Linked DNA regions of Homo sapiens: region 1 is linked to region 2. A link is a loop called in an ENCODE intact Hi-C map of the cell type or tissue named here. Cell type or tissue: HepG2. All regions are shown on one strand. Links, peaks and the distances in the headings refer to the core of each region. The heading gives the core; the rest is flanking DNA. Region 1 overlaps LATS2 (large tumor suppressor kinase 2). Region 2 has its middle 18 kb from the start of ZDHHC20.

Evidence for each region. A loop is a pair of places that touch in the nucleus more often than their neighbours do. Peaks named below come from ENCODE experiments on the same cell type or tissue, not always from the same donor. Only the 100,000 strongest peaks of a DNase experiment are listed, where the experiment ranks them.
Region 1: a loop joins it to region 2, with 15 times the contacts of the local background. A loop is called at or near these places in 3 of 110 quality-filtered maps.

Annotation. Positions count from the first base shown.
Region 1 is chr13:21,019,319-21,034,303 of GRCh38, forward strand. The region is part of intron 2 of LATS2 (large tumor suppressor kinase 2); the gene reads right to left. Among named protein-coding and RNA genes, the nearest start is that of LATS2, 35 kb to the right of the region's middle. RefSeq lists an enhancer at 14,669-14,985. In HepG2, for the core only: a CTCF peak has its summit at 3,762; a DNase peak (open chromatin) is centred at 3,243.
Region 2 is chr13:21,469,695-21,485,339 of GRCh38, forward strand. It overlaps the pseudogene H2BP6. Among named protein-coding and RNA genes, the nearest start is that of ZDHHC20, 18 kb to the left of the region's middle. RefSeq lists a silencer at 7,614-7,663. In HepG2, for the core only: CTCF peaks have their summits at 7,508 (motif pointing left) and 9,434 (motif pointing left); DNase peaks (open chromatin) are centred at 7,497 and 9,417; H3K4me3 peaks cover 1,024 bases.

The DNA.
Region 1 (14,985 bases), core at 1-8,000, 450 kb before region 2:
ATTATTATTATTATTATTATTATTTGAGACAGAGTTTCACTCTTGTAGCCCACGCTGGAGTGCAGTGGCGCAATCTCAGCTCACTGCAACCTCTGCCTCCCGGGTTCAAGCGATTCTCCTGCCTCAGCCTCCCAAGTAGCTGGAACTACAGGTGCACGCCACCACGCCCAGCTAATTTTTTTTTTTTTGTATTTTTGTATTTTTAGTAGAGACAGGGTTTCACCATGTTGGCCAGGCTGGTCTCGAACTCCTGACCTCAGGTGATCTGCCTGCCTCAGCCTCCCAAAGTGCTGGGATTATAGGTGTGAGCCACCGCATCCAGCTGGATTTGTTATTATTTTTAATCTCTCAAAAAAAAAAAAAAAAAAAAGGCGGCTGGGCGTGGTGGCTCATGCCTGTAATCCTAGCACTTTGGGAGGCCGAAGCGGGTGGATCACCTGAGGTCAGGAGTTCGAGACCAGCCTGGCCAACATGGCAAAACCCCATCTCTACTAAAAATACAAAAATTAGCTGGGGGTGGTGGTGCACTCCTGTAATCCCAGCTACTCGGGAGGCTGAGGAAGGAGAATTGCTTGAACCCAGGAGGTGGAGTTCGCAGTGAGCTGAGATCGTGCCACTGCACCCCAGCCTGCGTAACAGGAGTGAGACTCCATCTAAAAAAAAAAAAAAAAAGCCCTAAACTCATTTGTCTTCTCATTGGCATACTTTTCTAGAGAACAGGGAACACATTTTCATGCAAATGGCTCCCCACTTTACGAAAGTGGTTGAAGGAGAGTGGATGTACATCCTTTCCTTTCTAGACAGCTCCTAAAGTCAGTCAGTTCACATAAAATATACCTGAAAACACACCAATTCCCACTGTGACATAGGGAAGCCTGGCAAGATTCTTCATCAAAGCAAGGAGCTTCTGACGTGAGCAAGTCTAGCTCTCCACTACATCAGCCAAGTGAATATCTGAAAGTACACGCCCCCTTTCAGAGCTTGCACGAACAATTCTATTATTATCCTATTATTTGCCATTAAAAGTAATGACAAAAACCTCAATTGCTTTTGCACCAACCTAATACAACCAGAAAGAAAGCCAAAGCCTCACCGCACTGCCTCTAGGCACAGGGCAATTTACCCAGGAAAGTTAGGCCAGGAAGTAAACTTTTGTAACCAAAATAGCATTTTTAATTTACAAGACCTTACATCTACTTACTAAGGAAATGTTAAGGGAAAAAAATCACATTAATTCCTCTCGAGTACAGCTAGATGGCCATAAATGTTGTCCTGCTTAAAACACAGGACTTCAGACTGCCTGCATGTAGTCAGAATTCCTGCCATCCATCAAACAGCCAGGCCAGGTCTGCCTCTCTCCATGTAGGGACACTGTCCAGGGGCTAAAAGGTTGAAAATGGCTTTTTTCCACTAGGAAGGCTGTGGGGACATAAGCTGACAACTACCCTACATGGAACAGGCAACCCCGTCATGCAAGCAGGCCTCTCTCCCAAAGGCACCTCCATCCCTGCTGTCATGTGGCACAGATGAGCACACCTACTACGTCACAATGCAGTGTAGCCACGCCAGACTGGACCAAGGACACACTCTTAGCCTTCTCTTCTCTCCAAATTCACTTTATTATCTTTAAGCCACACATCCGTGGTTGGGAAGGTGTCCTTGATTCTTCAAAAATCAAAAGGCATCTCCTGATATGCTGTCTGGGATTTATTTTAAGAGTCTGAGAGGAAGAGAGGTGGGAGGGTTATAGATGAAACAAGACAGGCCGTGTGTGGGTCACTGTCAAAACTGGTCAGTGAGTATCTAGGAGTTCATTATTTCATTGTTTACTTGTGAATATGTTAAACATTTTCCATAATTAAAAGCTTTCTTGGTCAGGTGCAGTGGCTCACACCTGTAATCCCAGCACTTTGGGAGGCTGATGCAGGTGGATCACTTGAGGTCAGGAGTTCAAGACCAGCCTGGCTAACATGGTGAAACCCTGTCTCTACTAAAAATAGGAAAATTAGACGGGTGTGGTGGTGCGTGCCTGTAATCCCAATTATTCAGGAGTCTCAGGCAGGAGAGCTGCTTGAACCTGGGAAGCAGAGGTTGTAGTGAACTGGGATTGTGCCACTGCACTCCAGAGCCCGGGCAGCAGAGTGAGACTCTGTCTCAAAAAAAAAAAAAAAAAAAAAAAAAAAAAAGCTTTGTAAAAGGCATTTCTGATATGCACGTTTAAGTTTCTGGAGAAAACAAAACCCTTTGCCAAGTTCTTACTCCAGTGTGTTTAAATTTCACATTGTTAAGACGTTCAGGTTTCTTGTCAGCATTGCTCAAAGCTGCCCATGGTCAGCAGCTTAATTTTTGAAGAATTGAGGACACCTTCCCAACCACTGATGTGTGGCTTAAAGATAATGAAGTGAATCTGCAGAGAACAGCGAGGCTAAGAGCATGCCCTTGGTCCAGTCTGTTGTGAACAGTGCTGCTCCTGGGGTCCACACTGCAGTTATGCACTGTAGCCCTCACAGAGCCCCAGGGCACCTTTCACAGTGCCACAGAGACCAGTTCTGTCACCAAGCAGCACAGGGTGAAAGCTCCTCAGACTTCTCAAGCTGTTCTGACAGAGAAAAACCAAAAATCTTTACTTAGACTATCTGTTTCCACACTTTCTTCGTTAGAGGAGCTGATTTTTTTTTTGTGACTGAACTGAAAGTATAGTGGGCCCTGGGTGAAATAGAAAGATGAAATAGGAGAAAAGACTATTTTCGTGGGTTCTCAAACTTGTGGAGGAGCTCTGAAAAATACCAATGCCCAGAATCCACCCTGGACCAATTAAATCAGAACTTCTAACAGATGTGTATGTATGCCTGTGTGTGCATACATGTGTACATGTGTGCAACTACGTAAGTGTGTGAATATGTGCATGCATGTGTGCCTATGTGTGTGGACGTATGCATATGTGCGTGTGCATGTATTTGTATGTGCATGTGTGTGTGAGTGTGCATGTGTGTGAATATCTGTATATGCCTAAGTGCATGTACTGAGTCAGGACTGAGAACCATTGCTCAAGGCCATGCATGCACCTAGATGGCCTCAAGTTCCTCAAACACAACCCCCACTAGCCCCGAAAGCCTAAAATCCCTGACATCTCACTTTTGTACTGCACGGTTAGAAGGTTCTTCCTGTATCCTGCAAAGATTGGTCCAGGTGGACCTTGGACCCACTGGCCCTTGTTCTAACCACGCAAAACACACCTTGTCCCTCATTCAAAATGTTTGAAAAGATCAAATGAACTGTACCAAAGTCAGAGGAAAGCTTTTTGTTTATTGTCAGAGTGCTTTTAGGAATCCCGCGTTTACTGCCTGAGCCACAGAAATGTAATACTGAAGGGGGAGAGAGATGAGGACTATGAAGCAAACACACACAAGGCCAATTTAGATATGAGAGTGGGGATTTATGTGTTTTTATAATACTGGAGTGGGTATAAACAGAGCTATCCACCCTGCGAGAGAATAAAAGATCCTCATTATGTTCATAAAGGGATTTTGCAGATTATTTCCTGCTTTAAAGGAAATAATCATGTTTCCTAGAACACATCTATAATCTTCATCATATACAAATAAGCAATAGACTCCCCTTCTTCACTCTCCAGCTGGACGCTTGGGCAAGGGTGTTTTGATTTTCTCTGATTAGCCAGGAAAGGGGGTGTGGGGGAAGCCACCCTCACCCTCTAGTCCAGCCCAGCAATCCCACTGCATGCACCTGCAGAGCCCCAGGGGGGCAGTGTCGCTCGAGCCGGGGACTCCTTTCCAAAGATCGCTCCCGGCATCCATAGCGCTGCATCGAGGGCTCCGGGCTCCGAGGGCTCCGAAGGCCGGGGAGTGGGACCAGCTCCCACACAGGAGACGCAGCTCAGGGCTTCTACATTTCTAGGAATGCTAAAAACCCAATTTTCTTAATTCCTTTTTTTTTTTCTTTTTAGAGATAGGGTCTCACTACGTCCCATCCTCCTGCCTCAGTCTCCTGACACACTGGGACCACAGGCGCTCGCCCCCTCTCCAGGCCCAATTTTCAGTGTGAAAGCTCTTGGTTCTTAAAAGTTGGAAAGACATTTTTAAAAAACTTGTAAGACACCGTGTGGGTAGAATAGAACCCAACTGCAAGTACACGGACCCCTGCACTTCCCGTCCTTGGCCTCTGTTCTCGAGGCGGGGCCAGGACTCTCCACGCTGCCGGAGAGCCCAGACAGTGTCTGAGATTGATGGTCAATAACACAGCAAGGTCTTAGGATTTCAAAAGGATGGGAGGGAGGTCCACCAAATGACACATTTTCTATGACTGGCTTTAAAAAAAAAAAAAAAAAAAAAAAAAAAAAAAAAAAAACAAACCTCGGCCGGGCGCAGTGGCTGACGCCTGTAATTCCAGCACTTTGGGAGGCTGAGCCGCGTGGATCACCTGAGGTCGGGAATTCAAGACCAGCCTGACCAACCTGGAGAAACCCCGTCTCTACTAAAAATACAAAATTAGCTGGGCATGGTGGCGCATGCCTATAATTTCAGCTATTCAGGAGGCTGAGGCAGGAGAATCGCTTGAACCCAGGAGGCAGAGGTAGCAGGGAGACGAGATCGCACCATTGCACTCCAGCCTGGGCAACAAGAGTGAAACTCCCTCTCAAGAAAAAACAAAACAAAACACAACTCAGGGGGCTTTGGAAAACAAGCAGGCATCCTCGGGAAGGGCCCCCCAGGGAGTTTACAGACCTTCCCCAGAAAGGTTAAAGTGTCTCGCTGTGCAAAAAAAAAAAAAAAAAAAAAAGAAAAAGAAAAAACAGCTTGAAAAATAACAGGAATGGGCCGGGCATAGTGGCTCACACTTGTAATCCAGACACTTTGGGAGGCTGAGGGGGAGGGATCACTTGAGGTCAGGAGTTCAAGACCAGCCTGGCCAACATGGTGAAACCCATCTCTACTAAAAATAAAAAAAAATTAGCTGGGTGTGGTAGCACATGCCTGGTAATCCCAACTACTGAGGAGACTGAGGCAGGAGAATTGTTTGAACCTGGGAGGCGGAGGTTGCAGTGAGCCGAGATCGCGCCACTGTACCCCAGCCTGGGCGACAGAGTGAGACTCTGAATGATAATAATAATAAATGATAATAAATAATATAAAAGTTAACCCTTTTTAGGTTGGCTGGACTTTCAGTGGGGTTCAGTGGCGGTTCTCGCCAGGGCATATCTAAAAGTTGAGTATGGCCCTGCGGGAGCTCTTCCTGCATAGCGCCTCACGGATGACATCTCACTTTGACGGTCATCACTGACCAGCACCGTGCTGTCCCACAGAAATGTAACTCGAGCCACATGTGGAATTTTCCATTGTCTTATACCCACATTAAAAAAAAAAAAAAAAGTACTGATGTTAAAAGATGTATATTTCAACCCAATACATCCAAATATTAACATTTCAACAAGTAAGCAATGTTAGAAATACTGACATTTTATATTCTCTTTTTTGCACTATGTCTTCCAAATCGGGTGTGTATCCTATACTCACTGCACACCTCAATTGAGATGAGCCCCATCTCAAGGCCTCCAAAGCCACGCATGGCCTGGGGCTGTCCCCACAGGCTCAGCCAGGCCCAGAGACACGCACATTTATGTACAGCCCTGCAGACCAGGCTTCCCCCATAACTTTTTGCCTGGTTTTGTTTTTTGATTCATTGATTTTTATATATTTAACAGGTTACTATCAATTATAATCAGTATTCCTTTATGGCTGATCTACTACTTGCTACTCCCATGAAGTCTGTAAGACACCTTTAATGAGGTATAATTTATGGTCACGGGGCCAGGTGCGGTGGCTCACCTGAGGTCAGGAGCTCGAGACCAGCTTGGCCAACATGGCGAAACCCCGTCTCTACTAAAAAAAAAAAAAAAAATACAAAAATTAGACGGGTATGGTGGCAAGCACCTATAATCCCAGCTACTAGGGAGGCTGAGGCAGGAGAATCGCTTGAACCCGGGAGGCAGAGGTTGCAATGAGCCAAGATCATGCCACTGCACTCCAGCCTGGGCGACAAGAGTGAGACTCCGTCTCCAAAAAAAAAAAAAAAAAAAAATTATGGTCATGAGTGAGGAAGAGTTTCTGGTTGGCACCTGAGGGGGTCGGACACGGACATGGGATCATTTTCTGGAAGACCTGTGGAGGGTTTCTTGAAAGGAACAGTACCAGCTTATTCAATAACTCTACCTTTTGGTGTCATGCAGGATGGATCACTTAGGTTTTATTCCTCTTCATGACACGTGAGGTAGTATGCTATGAAACTCTGTCTCATCGTCATTAGGTCTGCACTCATTGACCCAGACAGGTTCAGATCTTGCCTGACACTGCTCACAACATTATTTGGACATACTAAATGTATGCTGGTCAGCTGGTTCATACATGGTGAGGTCTCCTGTCCTCTGCACGGAGGAGGAAGTGAAATTATTGCTGTGACCCCTCAGTGTTCCAGGCTAGAAAAAAGCAGAGCTGTGGAGATGCTACTGATGGCCATACGGCCCTGTACGTCTGGGTTGATTTTTTCACCAACCGTGACTCTCTGACTAGGACTAGATTAGGGACCCCTGTTATAAGGTTTGTTTAAAGTACAGCCTGGTTTTGGCCTTGATTTTGCCTGATGTTTTGCAAGAGACTCTCCACCCAAGACCTAGCCTGACCATCTTTAAGCCACCTCTGAAAGCACTGGCCATAAAGAGGGCTGCCCATGAAATCAACACCAATCCCTGGAATACCCATCGGATGCCCCACCCTCCTCTAGGCATAAGAAAGAAGAGAAGGAAACGAATTATTTGCATCCACTGTAACTGGACCGTTCAAGTATGAAAGATGTATACACCAGTAAAATCACCATCACACCAAAGATACAGAATATTTCCATCAATCCCCAAATTTTCTTAGTGCCCCTTTATAGTACTCCCTCCCTCCACCCCACCCTAAGTAACTAATTATCCACTTTTTGTCACTATGAGTTAACCATTCTCTAAACTACTAAATAAATAAAACTGTGCAGTATGTACTTTTTGTGTTCAGCATCTTTCGTGCAGCATGATTTTGAAGCCCATTGATGCTGTTGTATAAGTGGTCCCTCGGGTTTCTTTGTTTTGGTTGGTAGCATTCTATTGTAGGGATGTGCCAAAATTCATCCATTCAACTGTTGATGGACACTGGGGTTGTTTAGTTTTTTGCTATTACAAATAAAACTACTATAAATATTTGTGTACAAGTCTTTTTGTAGACATGTTTTCATTTCTCTTAAGTAGATATATAGGAGAGGAATGACTGAGACATACGGTAGGTATGTTTGACTTAAATTGTTTTGCCCTGGCACCATAGCTCATGCCTATAATCCCAGCACTTTGGAAGACAGAGGCAAGAGGATTGTTTGAGCCCAGGAGATGGAGACCAGCCTAGGTAACATAGCAAAACCTCATGTCAATTTTTAATTTAAAAAACATTAGTAAATAAACTGCTTTACAATTCTATGTGAATTTTAAGAAAATTCCAATTGCTGTACATTCTCACCACTACTTAGTATTATCAGACCTTTATACTTTAGCCTTTCTAATGAGTATATAGTAGTATCTCATTGTGGTTTTAATTTGCATTTCTCTGATGATGAATGATGTTGCTTATCTTTTCATGTGCTTATTTGACATTCCTCTATATTTTTGTGAAGTGTCTACTCAAATCTTTTGCCCATTTTTAAAGGTTTGCCTTTTTATTATTGAATTCTAGTTCTTTATATATTCCAAATGTGAGTCCATTGTCAGATATATGTATCAGTAATATTTTTTCTCATTCTGTGGATTGAGTTTTGTTGTTTTAATGTCCTCTAAAGAGTAAAGACTTTTCATTTTGTAAACATCCAATCTACCAGTTTTCCTTTTACGTCCCATGAATTTTGTGTTGGATCTAAGAGATCTTTGCCTTTCTCAAGGTTGCAAGATTTTATCCTATGCTTTTTTCCCCAAAGTTTTTAGCTGTTTTATATTTAGTTCTACAATCCATTTTGACTTAATTTTTGTGAATGGTGTGAGGTCAGAGTAAATGTTAATTTTGACTCATCAGACTATCCAATTGTCTCAGCACCATTTGCTGAAAAAACAAACAAAAACCCTCAACCTCCGCCCTTTTCCTCATTGAATTTTCATGGTACTTGTGTTGAAAATCAATTGTAGTAAGTCCCATGTAAGTGTGGGTCTATTTTTGTACTCTGTTCCACTACCTGTCTATCTAGTCTTATGCCAATGCCACACTGTCTTGCTTAGCTTTAGAGACTACCCACAATAGTCTGGTCCAAAGTCAGGTCTAGCAGTTTTGAAAGTAAGGTAGTTTAAGGACTCTACCTGTGTTCTTTTTTAAAACATTGCTTTTGCTATTCTAGGTACTTTGCAGTGCCATATGAATTCACAATCAGCTTGTCAATTTCAATTAAAAAAAATAAATAAACCTGCTGAGATTGTATTTGGATTCTGCTGGATCCACAGATAACTGTGAGAACTGCCGTCTTAACAGTATTGAGTCTTCTGATCTGTGAACATACTCTCTCCATTTATTTATTTATTAATTTTTTATTTTTTATTATTATTATACTTTTAAGTTTTAGGGTACATGTGCACAATGTGCCGGTTAGTTACATATGTATACATGTGCCATGCTGGTGTGCTGCACCCATTAACTCGTCATTTAGCATTAGGTATATCTCCTAATGCTATCCCTCCCCCTTCCCCCACCCCACAACAGTCCCCAGAGTGTGATGTTCTCCTTCCTGTGTCCATGTGTTCTCATTGTTCAATTCCCATCTATGAGTGAGAACATGCGGTGTTTGGTTTTTTGTCCTTGCGATAGTTTCCTGAGAATGATGATTTCCAATTTCATCCATGTCCTTACAAAGGACATGAACTCATCATTTTTTATGGCTGCATAGTATTCCATGGTGTATATGTGCCACATTTTCTTAATCCAGTCTATCATTGTTGGACATTTGGGTTGGTTCCAAGTCTTTGCTATTGTGAATAGTGCCGCAATAAACATATGTGTGCATGTGTCTTTATAGCAGCATGATTTATAGTCCTTTGGGTATATACCCAGTAATTTATTTTGATATTTAATGTGATCAGCAATGCTTTGCAGTTTTAAGTGTACAGATCTTGCACATATTTTGTTAAATTTATCCCTAAGTATTTTGTATTTCTAAATACTACTGTAAATGAAACTGCATCTTAAATTTCAATTTTCTGGAGTCTCGTTCTGTCACCAGGCTGGAGTGCAGTAGCGCGATCTTGACTCACCGCAACCTCCGCCTCCCGGGTTCAAGCAATTCTCCTGCCTCAACCTCCCAATTAGCTGGGATTACAGGCATGCACCACCACGCCCTGCTAATTTTTGTATTTTAGTAGAGACGGGATTTCACCATGTTGGCCAGGATGATCTCGATCTCTTGACCTTGTGATCCACCCGCCTTGGCCTCCCAGAGTACTGAGATTACAGGTGTGAGCCACCGTACCCGGCCAAATTTCAACTTTCAAGTGTTCATTGCTAGTTCACAAAAAAACTACTGATTTTTGCATACTGACCTTGTATCCTGTGACCATGCTAAATTATTAGAGGAAATTATTAGTTCTGGTAACTTTTAAAAATAGATTCCTTAAGGTGTTCTATAAAAAGGATCATGTCAAATGCAAATTGTTATACTTCTTTTCCAATCTGTGTACTTTTATTTCTTTTTTCTTTCCTTACTGCACTAGCTAGGACCTCCAACAGAAGATGAAAGAGGACATCACACTGTATTACTAATCTTAGAGGCAAGTTATTTGGTTTTTCACCATTACATGTTGATGTTACCTGTGGATTTTACAGAGGTACCCCTCAGCAAGTTGAGGAAGTTGCCTTTTATTCCTAGTTTGGTGATAGCTTTTGGTACAAATGGCTGGTGGATTTTTCTGAAATGCTTACTCTATCTATTGAGATGATGAAATGGTTTTATTCTTTATTTTGTTGATATGATTAATTATATTGATTTTCTAATGTTTAACCTTGTATATCTGGGATATATCCCAGTTGATCCTGATGTATCATCTTCTTACCAAATGCCATTTACTAATATTTTGGTAAGGATGTTTGGATTTATATTGCATTTATAAAAGATATTGGAATGTCGGGTGCGGTGGCTCATGCCTGTAATCCCAGGACTTTGGGAGGCCAAGGCAGGCGTATCACGAGGTCAGGAGTTCGAGACCAGCCTGGCCAATATGGTGAAACCCCATTGCTACTAAAAATACAAAAATTAGCCGGGTGTGGTGGTGCACACCTGTAGTCCCAGCTACTCGGAAAGCTGAGGCAGGAGAATCACTTGAACCCGGGAGGCAGAGGTTGCAGTGGGCCAAGATTGCACCACTGCACTGTGGCCTGGGCAACAGAGCGACACTCTGTCTCAAAAAAGAAAAAAAAAGATATTGGGGATGGGCGTAGTGGCTCACGCCTGTAATCCCAGCACTTTGGGAAGCCAGGGTGGGTGGATCATGAGGTCAGGAGATGGCAGGCAGGTCATCTGAGGTCAGGGGTTCAAGACCAGCCTGGCCAACATGGTGAAACCCTGTCTCTACTAAAAATACAAAACTTAGCAGGGCATGGTGGCATGCACCTGTAATCCCAGCTACTCAGGAGGCTGACTCAGGAGAATTGCTTGAACCTGGGAGGGGGAGGTTGGACTGAGCTGAGATTGAGTCACTGCACCCCAGCCTGGCAAAAGAGCTAGACTCTACTTCAAAAAAAAAAAGGAAAAAAGAAATCCACCCCCATGGTCTAATCATCTCCCACCATGCCCTACACCCTATCTCCAACACTGGGGATTACATTTCAACATGAAATTTGGGTGGGGACAAATATCCAAACTATATCAACAATCTACTTAAATGTTAATTTTGAGTTACACTAGAAAAGGAACTCTGCTGGCCGGGCGTGGTGGCTCACACCTGTAATCCCAGCACTTTGGGAGGCCGACACGGGTGGATCACGAGGTCAGGAGATCGAGACCATCCTGGCCAACACGGTGAAACCCCGTCTCTACTAAAAATGCACAAAATTAGCCAGCCGTGGTGGCGGGCGCCTGTAGTCCCAGCTACTCGGCAGGCTGAGGCAGGAGAATGGCGTGAACCTGGGAAGCGGAGCTTGCAGCGAGCTGAGATCACACCACTGCACTCCAGCCTGGGCGACAAGAGTGAGAGACTCCGTCTCAAAAAAAAAAAAAAAAAAAAGAAAAAAAAAAAGAAAAAGAACTCTACAATAATATATTTCCATTTAACTCCCCCAACTCATAGTGTTGTATATCAGATCTATAGGTATGATAAACCTATCAATAAAGTATTGTTTTTACTTTAAATATTGATGTCTTTTAAAGAGATTACAAGAAAGAAAATAAAAAATAAATTAGTATTTTATACTTATTGATATCTACTGTTTCTAGTGCTCTTCATTCCTTCCTGTATATCCTTTAGCATTTTTCCCCCCATACACCCACCCCTTTAATATTTCTTTTAATACAGGTCCCCTGGTAACAAATTTTCTCAGATTTTTGTTCCCCCGGAAATGTCTTTACGACACTTTCATTTCAGAAAGACAGTTTGCTAGATATAAAATTCTCGGTGTATTTTTTTCTTCAGCACTTTGTGTCATTTCAATATATGCAGCATTTATACTGTCTAATGAGAAGTCAGCTTTTAATCTTATCTTTCTTCTGTATGTAACATCATTTTTCTCTGGGTGCTTTCAAGATTTTGTCTTTATCTTTGGCTTTCATTAGCTTAAATATGATAGGCCTAGGAGTTGTTTCCTCTGTGTTCATCCTGCTCTTGGTTTATTAAGCTTCTTAGATCTGTACATGAATGCTTTTCACCACATTTGAGAAGTTTTTAGCTATTACTGTGTCAAATGTTTAGGTATTTCCTTTCTATTCTTGGATTTCAATTTCACATATACTGGACAACCTCATATCATCCCACAAGTCACTGAGATTTCTGTTCAATTTTTTTCTATGATTTTTGGATTGGGTAATTTCTACTAATTTATATTTCAGTTTACTGGTTCTTTCTACTGCCGTACCTAATGTTATGTTGAGACCATGTAGCCAATAAAAATTTTTTCACCTATTTTGCTTTTCAGTTTAGAGTTTCCATTTTTGTAGTTTCCATTTCTCTGTAAAGATTTCCTGTCTGGGGCTGGGTGTGGTGGCTCATGCCTGTAATTCCAGCACTTTGGGAAGTTGGGGAGGGGGAGCATGGGATCACTTGAGCCTAGGAGTTCGAGACCAGCCTGGGCAAAATAGTGAGACCCTGTCTCTATAAAAAAGTTAAAAAGTGAGCTGAGCGTGGCGAAGTGTGCCTGTAGTCACAGCCACTTCAGAAGCTGAGATGGGAGGATTGCTTGAGCCCGGGAAGGCTGCAGTGAGCTGTGATGGCACCCACTGCACTCCGGCCTGGGTGACAGAGCAAGACCTCGACTAAAAAAAAATTTTCTGTCTGTGCATCACTAACCCTGTATTTTCTCTTAATTCTGACACATTTCCCTTTCATTGTCTGAATATATTTGTAATAGCTTTTTAAAAATTGTTTAAAAAACTAACAAAATTTGTCATTTTAACCATTTCATGATAGCTGTTTAAATGTGCTGTCTGGTAAAGCCAACATCTGGTTCCTCCTGGTGCTATTGACTGCCTTAGTTCCTAAGGGTTTCACTTTCCGTTTTCTTACCATGTGCAGTAATGATGGATAAAAACAATACTGTTGATAATACGTTGCAGCAACACTGCATTCTAATGGGTTAGGTACTCTGTTTTATAGGTAAGAGCTATGTGCTGCAATTTGACTAAATTCACATACAAACTGATTTCTACTCTGTTCTTATGGCTTACCACTTTTTATTTTATTTTTTGAGACAGAGTCTCGCTCTGTCACCCAGGCTGGAGTGCAATGGCGCGATCTTGGCTCACTGCAACCTCTGCCTCCCCCGGGTTCAAGCAATTCTCCTGCCTGAGCCTCCTGAGTAGCTGGGATTATGGCGCCCACCACCACGTCTGGCTAATTTTTGTATTTTTAGTAGAGACGGGTTTTCGCCATGTTGGCCAGGCTGGTCTGGAACTCCTGGCCTCAAGCAATCGCCCACCTCAGCCTCCCAAAGTGCTGGGATTATAGGGGTGAGCCACTGCACCCAGCCTTTTTTTTTCGTTCTTTTTTAAGCCCATCAGCTATCATTAGTATTAGTGCATTTTATGTGTGGTCCAAGACAATTCTTCTTCTAATGTGGCCCAGGGAAAAGATTGGACACCCCTAAATAATCCCTAAGACCCTGAGAGGCCTACCATGGTTCCCTGGATGGTACCGACACAAATGGGAATTCAGAAAAGAAAGAACTTAGCGGGCACTGGGATGAATGGCCGTAGAAGGCCACAAGGATGGGTCGTGGAAGTGGGACTCGAAGGGTGGACCACGGCTGGCTGGGGAATGCACTTCAGGGGGCGACAGCATGAGCGAACCCAGTGTGGGAGAAAACCTCATAGCCTGGTGGCAGGGGAGGTGCAGAGGGCAGACCCAATGAGAACAGGAAGGCTGGGCCGGTACAAGAAATAAGTGGAGATCAGATTGGAAGAGGATGGTGAAGACAGTGGCTACCAAGACACTTGCCATTCAGGAAAAGTCCACCCGGGGAATTACTGGGTCAGGGAGAATCCAGGTATAGTAGAGCAGGGTGTTAGCAGCAAAGACACTTAAGAGAAAAAAAAAAAATAGCAGGCCACCGGAGAAAGTACTCATTAACAGAAAGACTGGAAGTGGAGCCTAGAGCCAAAGACAATGTAAGCTAGGAACCTTTGTTAGACCAGACCTGGTTGAGAAAGAAAGAGAAACAGGGAGGATGGGAGAGAATAGGGGGTAGAGGGGCGAGAGAACACACGCTCCTGGTGTAGAGGAAAGAATTTGGAAACTACCAAGGAAATCCTGAAAGGAGGAGTCAGCTGAGTCCCTGCTGACTTGGTTTCTCTTTCTACTGTGACCTCAGACAGAGAGGTAGAGATGTGCACGGGAAGACTGGAAACAAACACACCGAGTTCAATACAGAAATACCCAGTCACAGGGTGGGGCTTCTTACTCTAACAGTTCCAGCCTAAAATGCCAGAAAAATAGTGGAAACACCAAAGCAGGAGAGTTGAATTAAGCCACTTGGCATGGAGAAGGTGACAGACACACACGGTATCGCTGAAGGCTCTTGTAAGCGTCTCCAAGGTTGACAGACGGCACAGAGTACAATTTGTTCCACTACACTTGGCCACATTCTTGGGCCTACTAGATGCCAAATGCCACTAGCTTTACAACAGCTCTCTGCTGACTAACAGCTTTTATAAGCCAAATGAAGTTGCTTCCAATTTACATTAAATGTGTACTTCTTGGCTGGAGAAATTTGTCACTGTTAATCATTTACTTTTGTACAAAACAACCTTTATTTCTATTACATGATTAATAATTCTTCTAATGTCATAACCACCCAAATATATATCAAAACCACAAGGACACACACATTCCACAAGTTTGAGCAAATCTTCTCCATGTGATTTCTGTGGGACAGGGGACCAGTCGCACCCAGGCTGGTAGGACAACGATCTTATTATTAAGTAAAGCACGTCACAGCACCAGGAAGCCCAGCTCTCCAGCAACTTTACAAGTTTCTGAGCACTAATGACACATGGCATTGTGGTCAGACTGCCACCTCTGCATACCAACCACGGGCCAGTTACTTTACATTCTTTCTGGTCAGCGGGAAAACTCATAACATAGGAGCAATTATCATCCCAAGTGTGTGGATGAGGACTCCTGAGGCTCAGAAGGTGCATGGTATGCCCTGGTTGACACAGCCAAGGTGACACATGGCTACACTATGGCTTTCTAACCAAGGTCCAGCT
Region 2 (15,645 bases), core at 3,958-11,957:
ATATTGTTTAATTTCCATGTGTTTGTAGTTTCCAAAATTATTCTGTTATTGATTTCTATATATATATATTTTTTGAAACAGAGTTTCACTCTTGTTACCCAGGCGAGTGCAATGGCACGATCTCAGCTCACCACAACCTCTGCCTCCTGGATTCAAGTGATTCTCCTGCCTCAGCCTCCCGAGTAGCTGGGATTATAGGCATGCACCACCAGGCCTGGCTAATTTTGTATTTTTAGTAGAGATGGGGTTTCTCCATGTTGGTCAGGCTGGTCTTGAACTCCTGACCTCAGGTGATCTGCCCGCCTTGGCCTCCCAAAGTGCTGTGATTACAGGCATGAGCCACCGCTCCTGGCAAGTTTCTAGTTTTATTCCATTGTGGTCAATGAAGATACTTGATATTATTTCCATTTTTTCAATATTTTAAGACCTGTTTTGTGTCCTAACATATGGGCTATCCTTGAGAATGATCCATGTGCTGAGAAAAGAATTGTGTAGTTATTGGATGAAATGTTCTGTAAACATCTATTAGGTCCACTTGTGCTATAATGCAGATTAAATCTGATGTTTCTTTGTTTGCTTTTTCTTTTTTTTTTTTTTTTTTGAGACAGGGTCTGGCTCTGTTGCCCACGCTGGAGTGCAGTGGTGCGATCTCAGCTCACTGCAACCTCTGCCTCCTGGGCTCAAGCAGTCCTCCCACCTCAGCCTCCTGAGTAGCTGGGACTACAGGCACATGCAACCACACCCAGCTAATTTTCGTATTTTTTTGTAGAGATGGGGTTTTGCCATGTTGCCCAGCTGGTCTCAAACTCTTGAGCTCAAGCAATCCACCTACCTTGACCTCCCAAAGTGCTAGGATTACAGATGTGAGCCACCACGCCTGGCCTTCTTTGTTAATTTTCTGTCTCAACAATCTGTCCAATGCTGAAAGTGGAGCATTAAAGTCTCCAGCTATTATTGTATTGGGATCTATCTATCTGTAATAATATTTGCTTTGTATATCTGGTTGCTCCAGTGTTGGGTGCATACATATGTACAATTGTTATGTCCTCTTGCTGAAGTGACCCCATTACCATTATATAATGACCTTTTAAATCTCTTTTTATAGTGTTTGTCTTGAATCTATTTTGTCTGGTATAATTATAGCTATTCTTGCTCTTTTTTGGTTTCCATTTGCATGGAATATCTTTTCCATCCCTTTATTTTCAGTCTATGTGCATCTTTGTAGGTGAAGTGTGTTTCTTGTAGGCAGCAGATTGTTGGGTCTTGTTTTTTAATCCATTCAGCCACTCTATGTCTTTTGATTGGAGAATTTAGTCCATTCATGTTTAATGAATGTTATTATTGATAAGTAAGGATTTATTCCTGCCATTTGATTAATTTGTTTTCTGGCCTTTTCCTTCTTCTTTTCTCCCTTCTTGTCTTCCTTTTAGTGAAGGTGATTTTCACTTGTTTTCACCATGTCTGGCCAAAAAAGGATGTTAATGAGCAATAAGAAATTATTTGAAGGTATAAAATTCAGTTAATAGTAAGTAACAAAGAAAAACATGGAACAGTATAACACTATAATTCTGGTGTGTAAATTACTCATACCCTAAGTAGAAAGATTAAAAGGTAAACAGAACCACCACGGCTGGCTAATTTTTTGTATTTTTGGTAGAGACGGAGATGGGGTTTCACCATGTTAGCCAGGATGGTCTCAATCTTCTGACCTGGCGATCTGCCTGCCTCGGCCTCCCAAAGTGCTGGGATTACAGGCGTGAGCCACCATGCCCAGCTGAAATCTTTCAGCTTTTATTTGTCTGGGAAAGTCTGTATTTCTCCTTCATGTTTGAAGGATATTTTCACTAGATATGCCATCCTAAGGTAAAAATTTTTCTCCTTCAGCACATTAAATACGTTGTGCCACTCTCTCCTGGCCTGAAAAGTTTCCACTGAAAAGTCTGCTGTCAGTGGTATTGGAGCTCCATTTTATGTTTCTTTCCTCTTGCTGCTTTTAGGATCCTTTCTTTGTCTGTCCTTGACTTTCAGGAGTTTGATTATTAAATGCCTGGAGCCAAATCTGCTTGGTGTTCTATAGCCTTCTTGTTCTTGAATATTGATATCCTTCTCTAGATTTGGGAAGTTCTCTGTTATTATCCTTCTGAATAAACGTTCTACTCCTATCTTTCCCTCTACCTCCTCTTTAAGGCCAAAAACCCTTAGACTTTCCCCTTTGAGGCTATTTTCTAGATCTTATAGGTGTGCTTCATTCTTTTTTTATTGTATTTTTCTTTTGTCTCCTCTGACTATATTTTCAAATAGCCTGTCCTCAAGCTCACTAATTCTTCTGCTTGATCAATTCTGCTATCAAGAGATTCTGATGCATCCTTTAACATGTCCATTGCATTTTTCAACTCCAGAATTTCTGCTTAATTCTTTTTAATTATTTCAATTTTTTTGTTAAACGTATTTGCTAGGATTCTGACTTCCTTCTCTATGTTATTTTGAATTTCTTTGAGTTTCCTCAAATAAGCCAATTTGAATTCTGTCTGAAAGATCACATAGCTCTGTCTCTCCAGGATTAGCCCCTGGTGCCCTACTTAGTTCATTTGGTGAGGTCATGTTTTCCTGGATGATCTTGATGCTTGCAGATGTTTGTTGGTGTCTGGGCATTGAAGTGTTAGGTATTTATTGTAGTCTGCGCAGTCTGGGCTTGTTTGTACCTGGCCTTTTTTGGGAAGTCTTTTCAATTTGAAGGGACTTAAGTGTTGTGATCTAAGTTTTTGGTCACTGTAGCTGTATCTGCATTAGGAGGCATGCCAAGCCCAGTAACACTGTGGTTCTTACAAACTTGTAGAGGTATCGCCTTGGTAGTCTTGGATAAGATCCGGAAGAATTCTCTGGACTACCAGGTAGAGACTCTTGTTCTCTTCCCTTATTTTCTCCCAAACAGATGGAGTCTCTTTCTTTGTGCTGAGCTCCCTGGAGCTGGGGGAGTGGTAACACAAGCACCCCTGTGGCTACCATCACTGGGACTGTGCTGGATCAGACTTGAAGCCAGCACACCACTGGGTCTTGCCCAAGGCCTGCTGTAACCACTACCTGGCTACCCTCTATGTTTGCTCAAGGCCCTGGGGCTCTACAATTAGCAGGTAGTAAAGTCAGCCAGTCAGTCTCATGTCTTTCTCTTCAGGGTAGTGAGGTCCCCCAGACTCTGGTTGGGTCCAGAGGTGCTGTCCAGGAGCCAGGGCCTGGAGTCGAAAACCTTAGAAATTTACCTTGCACTCTATTCTACTGTGGCTAAAACCACAAGACAAAGTTCTTCCCCCTCTTTCCTCCCCTTTCCCCAGGCAGAGGAGTCTCTCCCCATGTCTACCACCACCACAGGCCCACAGGGAGTACTGTCAGTGAACAACTGCTGTTCAGTTAAGGCCCAAGGGCCGTTTACTCCGCTTATGATGAATGCTGCCAAGCCTGGGACTCACCCTTCAGGACAGTGGGCTCCCCTCTGACCCAGGGTATGTCCAGAGATGCCATCTAAGAGCCAAGGCCTGCTACTGGGGACCCATAAATCCCACGTGGTGCTCTCCCCCACTGTGACCGAGCTGGTATCTAAGCTGTAAGCTTCCCTCTCCTTTTCTCAAGCAAAAGGAGTCTCTTCTTGTAGCCACCACAGCTTTGAATATGCAGGTCACACCTGAAACCAGCATGTCTCAAGTCTCACCCAAGGCCTATGGTGTGTATTACCTGGTTACCGCTACTGATTATTCAGGGCCCAAGGGCTCTTTGGTCAGCAAGTGATGAATCCTGCCAGGACTGGGTCCTTTCCTTCAAGGCAGTGGGTTTCTTTCCGGCCCATAGTGTGTCTGGATATGTCATCTGGGAGCTGGGGCCTCACGACTCTGCCCTGTGCCCTATCCTACTGAGGCTAAGCTTACATCCAGGTTACAAAAACAAAGTTCTCTTTATTTTTCCTTCTCATCTCTTCAAGTGGAAGGAAGGGGTCTCTTTTGGAGCTGCAAGCTGTGTTGCCTGGGGTTGGGGAAGGAGTGATGCAAGCACTCCCTAAGCTTCCCTGACTGGTGTCTCACTAGGGTGGGTGTCCCCCAGGCCCACTGGCTCTAAGCCCAGCACAGCACTAGGACTTGCGTAGGAGTTGTAGTCTTTGTGGACTAGACAGACTCCTGAAAAAAGGAACAAGAAAATATTGGTCAGGTATTTTGTATAATGTCCCTTAATTTGGGTTTATCTAATGTTTTCTCATGACTAGCCTGGGATTATGGATTTTTTAAAAAATTAAGTCTGAACAAATGGGTTATGGATTTTTGAGAAGAAAACCAGAGAGGTGACATGCCTTTCCCATGTCATCGTGTCAAGATGTATTTGATAATCAATGTGACTTTTTACGGTGATATTAACCTTGATCACTTGGTTAAGATGTTGTCTTCATGTAAAGTTATCATTTTTTCCTTTTCCCTACACTATTCATTAGAAAACAGTCATTAAGTCCAGCCACACTCAAAAAGAGAGGAATTAGATTCAATTTCCTGGCTGGGCACAGCAGCTCACACCTGTAATCCCAGCACTTTGGGAGGCCGAGGCGGGCAGATCACTTGAGGTCAGAAGTTCAAGACCAGCCTGGCCAACATGGAGAAACCTGATCTCTACTAAAAATACAAAAATTAGCAGGCGTGGTGGCATGTTCCTGTAATCCCAGCTACTTGGGAGGCTGAGGCACAAGAATTGCTTGAACTCGAGAGGCAGAGCTTGCAGTGAGCCAAGATAGCACCACTGCACTCCAGCCTAGGCAACAGAATGAAACTCCATCTCAAAAACCAAAACAAAAGAGATTCCACTGCCTGAAAGAGGAATATCAAAGAATTTGTGCAATCACTGCAGTAATTAATAAGTCCTTAGGGAAGAGGCATTTTGAGGCTATGCAGAAATCCTGCTTCTCTGTGAAGTTCCCCCCGCTAATTTTTAGTACCCATCAGTGGACCTTGACTCCACAAGGTCTTTTTCTTTTTCTTTGCTGCAGGGTGGTCTAATGATCTGTTTCCTGACTACAAAATGCACCTAAAAGGGAGTTTAGAGATTTAGCTGTCATGGTGGGGTGATAAATAGATTCTCAGCCCTGATTACTATATGAGCTTCTGGTTTGGTTAGATTTTCTGTTTCTGCATTTCTCTTTTTTTTTTTGAGACGGAGTCTCGCTCTGTCGCCCAGGCTGGAGTGCAGTGGCTGATCTTGGCTCACTGCAAGCTCCGCTCCCTGGGTTCACGCCATTGTCCTGCCTCAGCCTCCGGAGTGGCTGGGAATACAGACGCCCGCCACTACGCCCGGCTAATTTTTTGTATATTCAGTAGAGATGGGGTTTCACCGTGTTAGCCAGGATGGTCTCGATCTTCTGACCTCGTGATCCACCCGCCTTGGCCTCCCAAAGTGCTGGAATTACAGGCGTGAGCCACCGCGCCCGGCTGTTTCTGCATTTCTTGAAGTTTGTCCCTCACAAAGCTTCCTGGCTATTATTCTCTGATCAGTCCAGGTATATGTTGTTGATTGTATTTAGGCTACAGGAAAAGTCTGGGCTAAGAGGCTGCCACTGAAAACATTGATTAGTGTCACAAGTCACATGGGAGGCAAGTTGTGAAATGACCAGAAAAGCAGGTTTTTAGAAAACATTATGTAGCTGCACTATCTCTGTTTCTCTATTACTGTGATATCTCTCTTAGATTACTTTGGACTGAGAACTGATGAGTTCCTGGTAAACAAAATCAGACTAGGCATGCCGTCCTAGACATTGAGAGGGGCAGATGCCAAGCTCTTGAGTGTGCGTGTGTGGGGCAGGGGGCTGCATTTAGAACAGCCTTTGTAGTCAAGTACCCAGTCTATGCTAAGTCTCTGTGTGATATAGTTAGGTATTTCTCCTATGCATGATTATTTAATTAAAGACTGTCACTTTCCTTAGATTGGAAAGTTTTTAAAGGAAGGACTATTTCTATTTTGTTTATCACCGTGAGTCCAGCACATCTTCAGGCACATAATAGGCACTATATTATATTAACTGAATGAATGAATGACAAGTAACTTGGAGTTAGAAATGTCCATGCTTTTCCTACAGTTTTCTCAACCTCCCCATAACTTCAGTCACAGAAACAGTCTTGTATTATGGTGATTATATTCTCTAGTACTTATTAGAATAGTGCTATATTTACTTACACTATTAGGTAAGAAGACAGTTGTGGATTAGCCTAAGGACTGAGTTATATTGCAGAACACAGTTAAGGATAGATTGAATTGAGGTCTAAACAACTTTAAAGCATATGGGAAAGATACAGATTGTGGAGTTGGGGATATTTGGATTCAAATCCCAGCATTACCACTTATTAGCTATGCATTGTAGAAATTAACTAATCTCCCTGAGATTCAGTTTCTCCTCCTGTAAAATAGGAATAATAGTATCTTTCTCATAGCATTTATTGTAAGGATTAGGGGAAATTCTTTGTTTTGTTTGTTTGTTTGTTTGTTTGTTTTGCTACAGAGTCTCGCTCCATCGCCCAGGCTGGAGTGCAGTGGCACAAACTTGGCTCACCTCTGCCTCCTGGATGCAATCAATTCTCCTGTCTCACCTCCCAAGTAGCTGGGACTGCAGGTGCCCGCCACCATGCCGCCCATCTAATTTTTGTGTGTTTTTTTTTAGTAGAGACGGGGTTTCAACATATCAGTCAGGCTGGTCTCGAACTCCTGACCTCAGGTGATCCATCTGCCTCGGCCTCCCAAAGTGCTGGGGTTACAGGCGTGAGCCACCACACCTGGCAGGAAATTTTATATATATGTACACATAGGTCTAAATATAGCTCATGTAAGAAATACATATGTACTTACATGTGTATATATCTGCATTTTATATATAACACATATGTATATGGAAATATTCTAATATGTATATATGCATGTCTGCTATGCCTCTACCTCCTTATCTACCTGTGTTATAAATCTGCAGTTCCTGACACATGGTCATTGTATGAGTCAGGGTCCACATTAAGTATTTCAATAGATTATTATTATTATTTTTTTTTAGGACTGGGGAAGGGGAGCTTAACAGAAAAAAAATTAATAGAAGGAGCTGGTTAAACAGGTGCTAGAAGAGTGAAGAAGCAAAGAAGAAAGTAAATGCTGGAAGCAGCTACCACTCCCTGGTCCAGGGTACTAAGAGAAGAGGCTGGGGGATTAAAATCCAGAAACTGGAAAGAAAGGCCTGCCGTTCCCAAGAGGCGCCTGGTGCCAGTGCCTGGGCGGGTGGCGGGAGCGGGGAGAGGACACAATGTGGCTGGTTCCGGGAGTGCAAAACAAAAACAAAACAAAACATAAAAAAAACCACACACACACACAAAAAAAACCAGGAGACTGGTACTAACCGCTGCCAGGATGAAGGCTGAGTACAGACACAAATAACACTGACCGGACACAGAGAGGAACGAGCCCCTTTCCCTCCTCCCGGCTTGCAGGCTCCCTCTACTGCCCCCTATCGGCAGAGCCTAGCACGTCGCCAGCAAGCAAAGGGAAACGGGTTTTGCAGGGTCTGGGACCGGCCCCATCATGACAAAGCCAAGTATGTGTGCAAGCGAGGGGATGGAACGGAGAGACAATAGCTTAGTAACTTAATTTACTCATTCGCCATTTTAACAGCTGCCTAGAATTTCATTGTACAATTAGAGCACAATTTATCCATTTTCATGGTGCTAGATATTTATGTTGTTTCTGAATTTTTATTTGAAATGATGCTACTGTGAACATTCCTTTAATTCTTTTTGGATCATAAAATTTTGGGGAAGAGCTCGCATGACATTCTGCAAAGCATAAAGGAGTTATTAATATATTTTCACCCACTATTGAATGTTTAAATATTATATAAGTCTAGGTGTGGTAAGTACTATAAGCACACTGTTTTCTCCCATTTCATCCTCTTGGCAAGAGAACTCTCCTAGAAAGAAGACTAGCACCTAGCAGAATGCTTTGAATAGAGCAGGCTTCAATAAAGATTTGACATTGATGATACTGAAGAGATAACCTGGCTAGTAACAAGATGTTGCATAGAGATTCCAAACATTAATTTCCTTCCTTGCCGAATGTAAGCAAACACAAACAGCAAGTGCTAATGGTAAATGTGGTAAAGCACTAATTTCTCTGAGTTGGTCAATATTTAGCTGAGGCATGTCAGTTCAAAGCCTCCCACAATGTTTCTCCTTCATTAAGCAAGTCATCTCTGAGATATTCTGTAATTTTCTGTATATCTTCTTTATTATATGGTTAGTTTTTCTGTTAAAGATCATGTGTGGGCTGGGCATGGTGGCTCACGCCTGTAATCCCAGCACTTTGGGAGGCCAAGGCAGGCGGATCACGAGGTCAGGAGATCAAGACCATCCTGGCCAACATGGTGAAACCCCATCTCTACTAAAAATACAAAAAATTAGCTGGGTGTGGTGGCTAGTGCCTGTAATCCCAGCTACTCGGGAGGCTGAGGCAGGAGAATCTCTTGAACCCAGGAGGTGGAGGTTGCAGTGAGCTGAGATCGCGCCATTGCACTCCAGCCTGGGTGACAGAGCGAGAGACTCTGTCTCAAAAAAAAAAAAAAAAAAAGATCATGTGTGGGCCGGGTGCAGTGTCTCACCCTGTAATCCTAGCACTTTGGGAGGCCGAAGCGGGAGGATAGATTCAAGCCAGGAGTTCGAGACCAGCCTGGGCAAAATAGCAAGAACCCCGTCTCTACAGAATAGTTTTAAAAATTAGCTGGGTGTAGTGGTGCATGCCCCTAATCCCAGCTACTTGGGAGGATGAGGTGGAAGGATCGCTTGGGCCCAGGAGTTTGAGGAACCCTCAACTTCACTCCAGCCTGGGTGGAGCAAGGCCCTGCCAAAAAAAAAAAAAAAAAAAAAAAAAAGGCCGGGTGAGGTGGCTCACGCCTGTAATCCTAGCACTTTGGCAGGCCAAGGTGGGAGGATCACTTGAGGTCAGGAGTTCAAGACCAGCCTGGCCAACATGGTGAAACCCCATCTCTAATAAAAATACAAAAATTAGCTGGGCGTGGTGGCAGGTGCCTGTAATCCCATCTACTCAGGAGGCTAAGTCAGGAGAATCGCTTTAACTGGGAGGCAGAGGTTGCAGCGAACCTAGATGGTGCCACTGCACTCCAGCCTGGGTGACAGAGTGAGACTTTGTCTCAAAAAAAAAAAAAAAGAGAGAAAGGAAGGGACGACAAAGAAAGGAATGAAGAGAGAGTGAGAGTAAGAAAGAAAGAAGGAAAGAAAGAAAGAAAAAGAAGGAAAGAAAGAAAGAAAGAAAAAGGAAGGAAGGAACAGAGGGAGGGAGGGAGGGAAAGGAAAGGAAAGTAATGCTTGGTGTATGCAAGGCAGATAAAAATTTTTTGGAAAAGCAAGGCTGCCACCTTGTGGAACATTTGTATTGAATGCTTTCACTTTAAATCAACTGTAACGCCACAAGTGATTTGCAGGATTCTTTTAATTTTTCTCAATACGAGTTTTCTCCCTGCATTTCATCATTTTGTCTCATTCATTCTATGGCATCGATGTGGTATTAGTGTCAGTTTGCACTCCAGCTTTTGAAGATATGCAGTTTCCATTAAAGAAAACTTAGTGACTCACTTTTCCTCTACCGCCTCTGTCTACGGATCTGTGTGCTTATCTGCATGGAACTCTGACTTTGAAGTCTGTCTTGTACTCCCTCAGAAAAATATCAGGAAAATGTCTTTAAAAGTCCATTAACTGTTACAATTTAGAATTAAACACCTGTCACTTCCAAGGCAGAGGTGAGAAAATGTGAAGTTAAACAAATCACAGGGGATGCCTCCTCTGAGCATGGAAACTTCTCTCCCTAACTGGCTTGAGTTAGGTTCAGCTGTTCAACATGTGCACTTGATGTTGGATCTTCTTTGGCATGATGTTGGCAGAGACATTGGAATCTAGAGAACTGTTTAAGGCATGAACCTGGCAACGTGGGCGCTGCTTTTTCTCCTTTCTTCTCCTTCCCTTGCTTATACATCACTGGGGCAGAGGTGAGGGGTGGCAGAAATATCACTTATGGGATCAGAAAATGAAAACCCAGGACTCAAAAGGCTGGCAGCTGAGGGTCTAGACGACTCCTCTCTGCTTACTTAAATCCCTACTGTCTTACCTCTTGGCCCACAATAAAAGTAAAACATGCCCCAGGGAGAGAAAAAGCAAAATATTATGAATTGAATTAAAACCGTGTACATAGCTCTTAATTTATCGCATGCTGTCAAATGTATTGGCTATAAAGGGATAAGTATGTCAAAGTCTTGGAGCCAGGCAGCCAATTTGAAAGTTCTCCTGGTTGGCCGTGGTGGCTCATGTCTGTAGTCCCACCCAGCACTTTGGGAGGCTGAGGTTTGTGGGTCACTTGAGGTCAGGAGTTTGAGACCAACTTGGCCAACATGGCAAAACCCCGTCTCTTCTAAAAATACAAAAATTAGCTGGTTGTGGTGGTGCACGCCTATAGTCCCAGCTACTTGGTAGTAGGCTGAGGCACAAGAATCGCTTGAACCTGGGAGGCAGAGGTTGCAGTGAGCCAAGATCATGCCACTGCATACTCCAGCCTGAGGAAGACTCTGTCTAAAAAAAAAAAAAAAAGAAGATTCTCCTGTGACTTTCACCCTGATCCTCTAGTGTTGAGTGTAATTTGCCCTGCGGTCCCCTGGAGTCTCCTAAGCTGGTCTTAGCCTACAGAATGGCACAGCTTAGAGTAACAATCCACTGTGTCCGCCCAGCACCCTTGCTGCCGTCTGGGAGTAGTCACGCCCATCTTTTAGAAAATGTTCCTTCCGGCCGGGCGGGGTGGCTCACGCCTGTAATCCCAGCACTTTGGGAGGCTGAGGCGGGTGGATCACTAGGTCAGGAGTTCGAGACCGTCCTGGCTAACGCGGTGAAACGCCGTCTCTACTAAAAATACAAAAAACATTTAGCCGGGCGTAGTGGCGGGCGCCTGTAGTCCCAGCTACTCCGGAGGCTGAGGCAGGAGAGTGGCGTGAACCCGGTAGGCGGAGGTTGCTGTGAGCCGAGATTGCGCCACTGCACTCCAGCCTCCAGCCTGGGCAACAAAGCGAGACTCTGTCTCAAAAAAAAAAAAAAAAAAAAGAAAGAAAGAATATGTTCCTTCCCTGCTGCCCTCCAACAGTGCAGGGACATGGCAGCTGCCGTGTTGGTATAGACCCTGCCCTCCTGGCTGCAGTGGATTGGTCTGGAATAGAACCTGGTTCAGACAGGGCAGCCAATCAGCCCCTTTCCCAGAGATTTTTGACTCTTAGGGAGAGCATAGTTAGAATTTCTCTGGTGTACATGCAGTAAAAGAGAATGAAATTGCTACCCAGATCGAAGTAGAGAAAAGCCTGGTGAGAGTTCCGAGGGCTTCAGGTCCTCAGTTGGAGTTTTCCTACGTCCCAGCTGCTCCCCTGACCTCCCCAGGTTTGACCCTGTGACACTCCTGTAGACCTTTCCTATCAACTCCTCTTTTGTCTAACCCATTTCGAGATGACTTTCTGTTGTTTCTGTCCAAGAGTCCTAATGATTACATATGGAGAAACCTGTATCAAGGTCCCAGCTTGGCCAGGAAAGATTCGAGTACCAAAGAGTATTCCTTCCCTGTAAGCAGATGATATGGAAACCAGATTATCAGAAGGTTGCTCGGAGACCGTAAAATCAGAACAAGGTGTACTAACATAATAACGTGATTAACAGCAACAGGCTCTGCTAATCTAACGTGCTCATCTTTAAATAGAAATAGATCTGTCATGAAAGGAGAATGCTTCGTTGCTAGGGCTCCCTTTATTTGGAAAGCTCTTGGATGACCACTGCATTGCTTGTTTCTGTGGCCTCTTTTCTATGCTTGCATGACTGACTCAATGCTCTTTGTGATTTATTTATTTGTTCAGGGATTCAAAAATATTTATTGGACATCTACTCTATGACAGGTGTTGTTTCAAGTTTCAAGAACACAATGGTGAATAAAGAAAAATTCCTGCTGTAGTCCCAGCTACTCGGGAAGCTAAGCCAGGAGGATTGCTTGAGCCCAGGAGGTCTGGACTAGCCTGGACAACATAGTGAGACCCTGTCTCTAAAAAGGAAAAAAATCCCTGCTTTTATGGAACTTACATTCTAATAGGATAAGCAGATATAAACAGATATACAAATATATGTATATATACACATTTTAAGTTGATGATCAAGTTCTAGTAAGAAAAACAACATAGAGAAAGAGGGTGGGGTACAATGGGGATTGGTTTGTTATGGTCTTTTTTTTTTTTCTCCTTCCAGTTTATTTATTTTTCTCTCTAAGACCAATTTACAGTCTATTAGCACTGTGTGAGCACCTGTTTCACCACATATACAAACCCCTCCAAGACTATAAGGATATCATTAGGCTTTATATCAGTGTCAGGTAGTAAACATAATTTTGTACATACTTTGCATTTTATTTCTCCTGAGGTTCAGTATTTTCCATGGGTAAACAATAAATATGTTAGAACATATTTATTCAAGATGAGACATTTGTCTCCTGGTGAGACATCTTGGTCTAATGCTGACTCTGGGGACATTTGGTTGTTGACTGTGAGGTGGCTATCTACATGTGGAGTGGAGGAGTCCTGGCCTTGGATTGAGGAGAACAAGGTCAACTTCTCACCTCACTCGTTTCTGGCTTTTGCGACCTTGGATAAGTTTAACTTTCTCTCTCCTAGGTTTAGTTTTCTTGTGTGTAAGTGCTGCCTTCTCACTGTGAGCTCACACAGCCTTTCCTCAGTGTGTGTGTGCAGAGATCTCTCTCTTCCACTTTTTTTAAATGAATTATTTAATTTGGAGGACCAAGTGCAGAATCTTCCTCTACTTATAAGGCCAAAAATCCTATCCAATTAGAAACTCATTCTAATGACCTCATTTAACCTTAATTACCTCTTACAAGTCCTGTCTAGAAATACAGTCATATTGGGGTTTAGGGCTTCAATATACGAATTTGGGGGGATGGGGAGACAATTCAGTCCATAGTAAACACTTTCTCGAAGAGTAGTTACAATGTTTATAAGAGACAATGTAGGTAAAAGTAGTTTCAGTTACCTGCAGCTAAATGCAGTTTATTATCCCTTCAGAATCCTCTGCAGAAGAGGCACCTAATAAATATTATTTATTTGGACTTAACCTAAGGTATTATTCTTTATATAGTGCCTTCCCATGGAATGATTGAAATCATGTTTATCATTTTGCAGCACAGTTTATTTCTTATAGGGTCATGGCTAATAAAAAACATGGGAAAATGACCCTCACTAATAGAGTCATTAATTTAAATAAGGAAATGTAATTTCAAATTTTTTCTTTTTGGGGGCCTATTACGTTAACAATGCTTTTAAAAATTTATTGTAAATATGAGTGTTATAAAACAGAAATTTCCACATTATGTTGGGATTATAAATTGGCATGCTCCTGAATAGCAATTTTTGGCAATGCATATTTAAGGATCTTAGATAATGTTTTTCACTTTTGATTTAGTATTTCCACTTCATGAATATCCTTAGGAAATAATATTTGAACAAAGATTTATGTACAAAGATGTGTGAGCTGTATGATCTATAATGCATAGAAATGGGAATCAATTGAAATAGTCCATAATGAAGAACTAATTACTTATCAATATATCCATAAATTATGCATCCATTAAAAATTATTTCTAAGCATATTTAGTTATCTAAATATATATATAGCATGACACCTAAGTTTATTTTATATATATGGGATACATGATGTGAGATATATGTATATATGAATGTGAATATATATGATATACATATAAAAAGAATAGGAGATACTAGGAGTTATTTTAATTTTGTCTTTATGTTTCTCATTTCATAAATTTCTATGAAGAACATTTTAATTGTTTTATACCCAGAAAAAAGAGGGGCTAGTTTTTCTTAGCCAGGTGTATATTGGTCCTTCCTTGATTGTTTAAAATACCTCCGTTTATCTTCTTCTAGGATCACTCATTTTTCATTGGTTTATTTGTAAGATGAAGCACTGTCCAGCAGTGACGACTGTTGGAAAAGATATGTCTAAAGGCTGTTGTCTCCTCTTGGCAAGTTTACTTGGAGCTGGTGTACTGGGTGACGGCCTTGGTGCCCTCCGACACGGCGTGCTTGGCCAGCTCCCCGGGCAGCAGCAGGCGCACAGCCGTCTGGATCTCCCTGGAGGTGATGATCGAGCGCTTGTTGTAATGCGCCAGGCCGGAAGACTCGCCCGCGATGCCCTCAACGATGTCATTAACGAATGGCCTTGGAAGAGATGCGGGTGTCGGGGTGGACCTGCTTCAGCAGAGTAGCTCTCCTTGCGGCTGCGCTTGCGCTTCTTGCCAACCTTCTGCGCCTTGGTCACCGCCTTCTTGGAGCCCTTCTTCAGGGAGGGAGCAGACTTGGCTGGCTCAGGCATCTTCAAACACCAGAAGTATGTCCCTGATGGTCTTTTTCACAAGGATAACTGAGTAGAGACCTGACTGATGCAGAGGGGTGAGTCCTATGAAAGACCCAGAGTTGGAAGATTATAGGCCAGGTGAACAGCAAGGCAATGACTTTGAGGCAGGAGAGAGCTTGAGGGGTTCCAGGGAAAACAAGATGGCCATAGTGGTTGAGCAAGAGTGGGAAGGAGAGAAGGTGAGGTTGGGAGTGTCAGGGGCAGGGGCAGGAAGAACCTTGAGACCTTGGTGAAGGTTTGTATTTTATTGTTATGGGAGCCTTTGAACATAACTTAAAGAAGTTATTTACTTTTTTGGTGGTTGTCCTTGAGTTTGCAGTATATGTTTATAACTAACCCATGTCTTCTTTCTTTCCTTCTTTTTTTTGGGGGAGGTGGGGTGGGATGGGGGGGGACAGGGTCTCTGCCACCCAGGCTAGAGTGCAGTAGTGCAATCACAGCTCACTGCAGCCTCAAACTCCTGGGCTCCAGCGATCCTCCTGCCTCAGCCTCTTGAGTAACTAGGGCTGTAGGTATGCATCGCTATGCCCGGCTAATTTATTTTATTTTTAATTTTTTGTAGAGATGGGGGTCCATGTCCTCTTTGAAATAACACTATACTACTTCAAGGGTATGCAGGTACTTTATACAAGAGCATTTTCTCTTTTCTTTCTTTCTCTTTCTGTCTCTCTGTCTCTCTCTTTCTCTTTCTTTGTCTTCTTTCTTTCTCTTTCTGTCTGTCTCTTTCTCTTTGTCTTCTTTCTTTCTCTTTCTTTGTCTTTCTCTTTCTTTTCTTTTCTTTCTTTTCTTTCTTTTTTTTTTGACAGAGACTCACTCTGTCACCCAGGCTGGAGTGCAGTAGTGCAATCTCAGCTCACTGCAACCTCCACCTCCCGGGTTCAAGTGATTTTCCTGCCTCAGCCTCCTGAGTAGCTGGGATTACAGGCATAACCCATCACGCCTGGCTAATTTTTGTATTTTTAGTAGAGACGGGGTGTTTCCCCATGTTGGTCAGGCTGGTCTTGAACTCTTGACCTCAAGTGATCCTCCCGCTTTGGCCTCCCAAAGTGCTGGGATTACAGGCATGAGCCACCATGTCAGGGCCCTCTGGAGGTTTTTTTTTTTTTTTTTTTTTTTTTTTGAG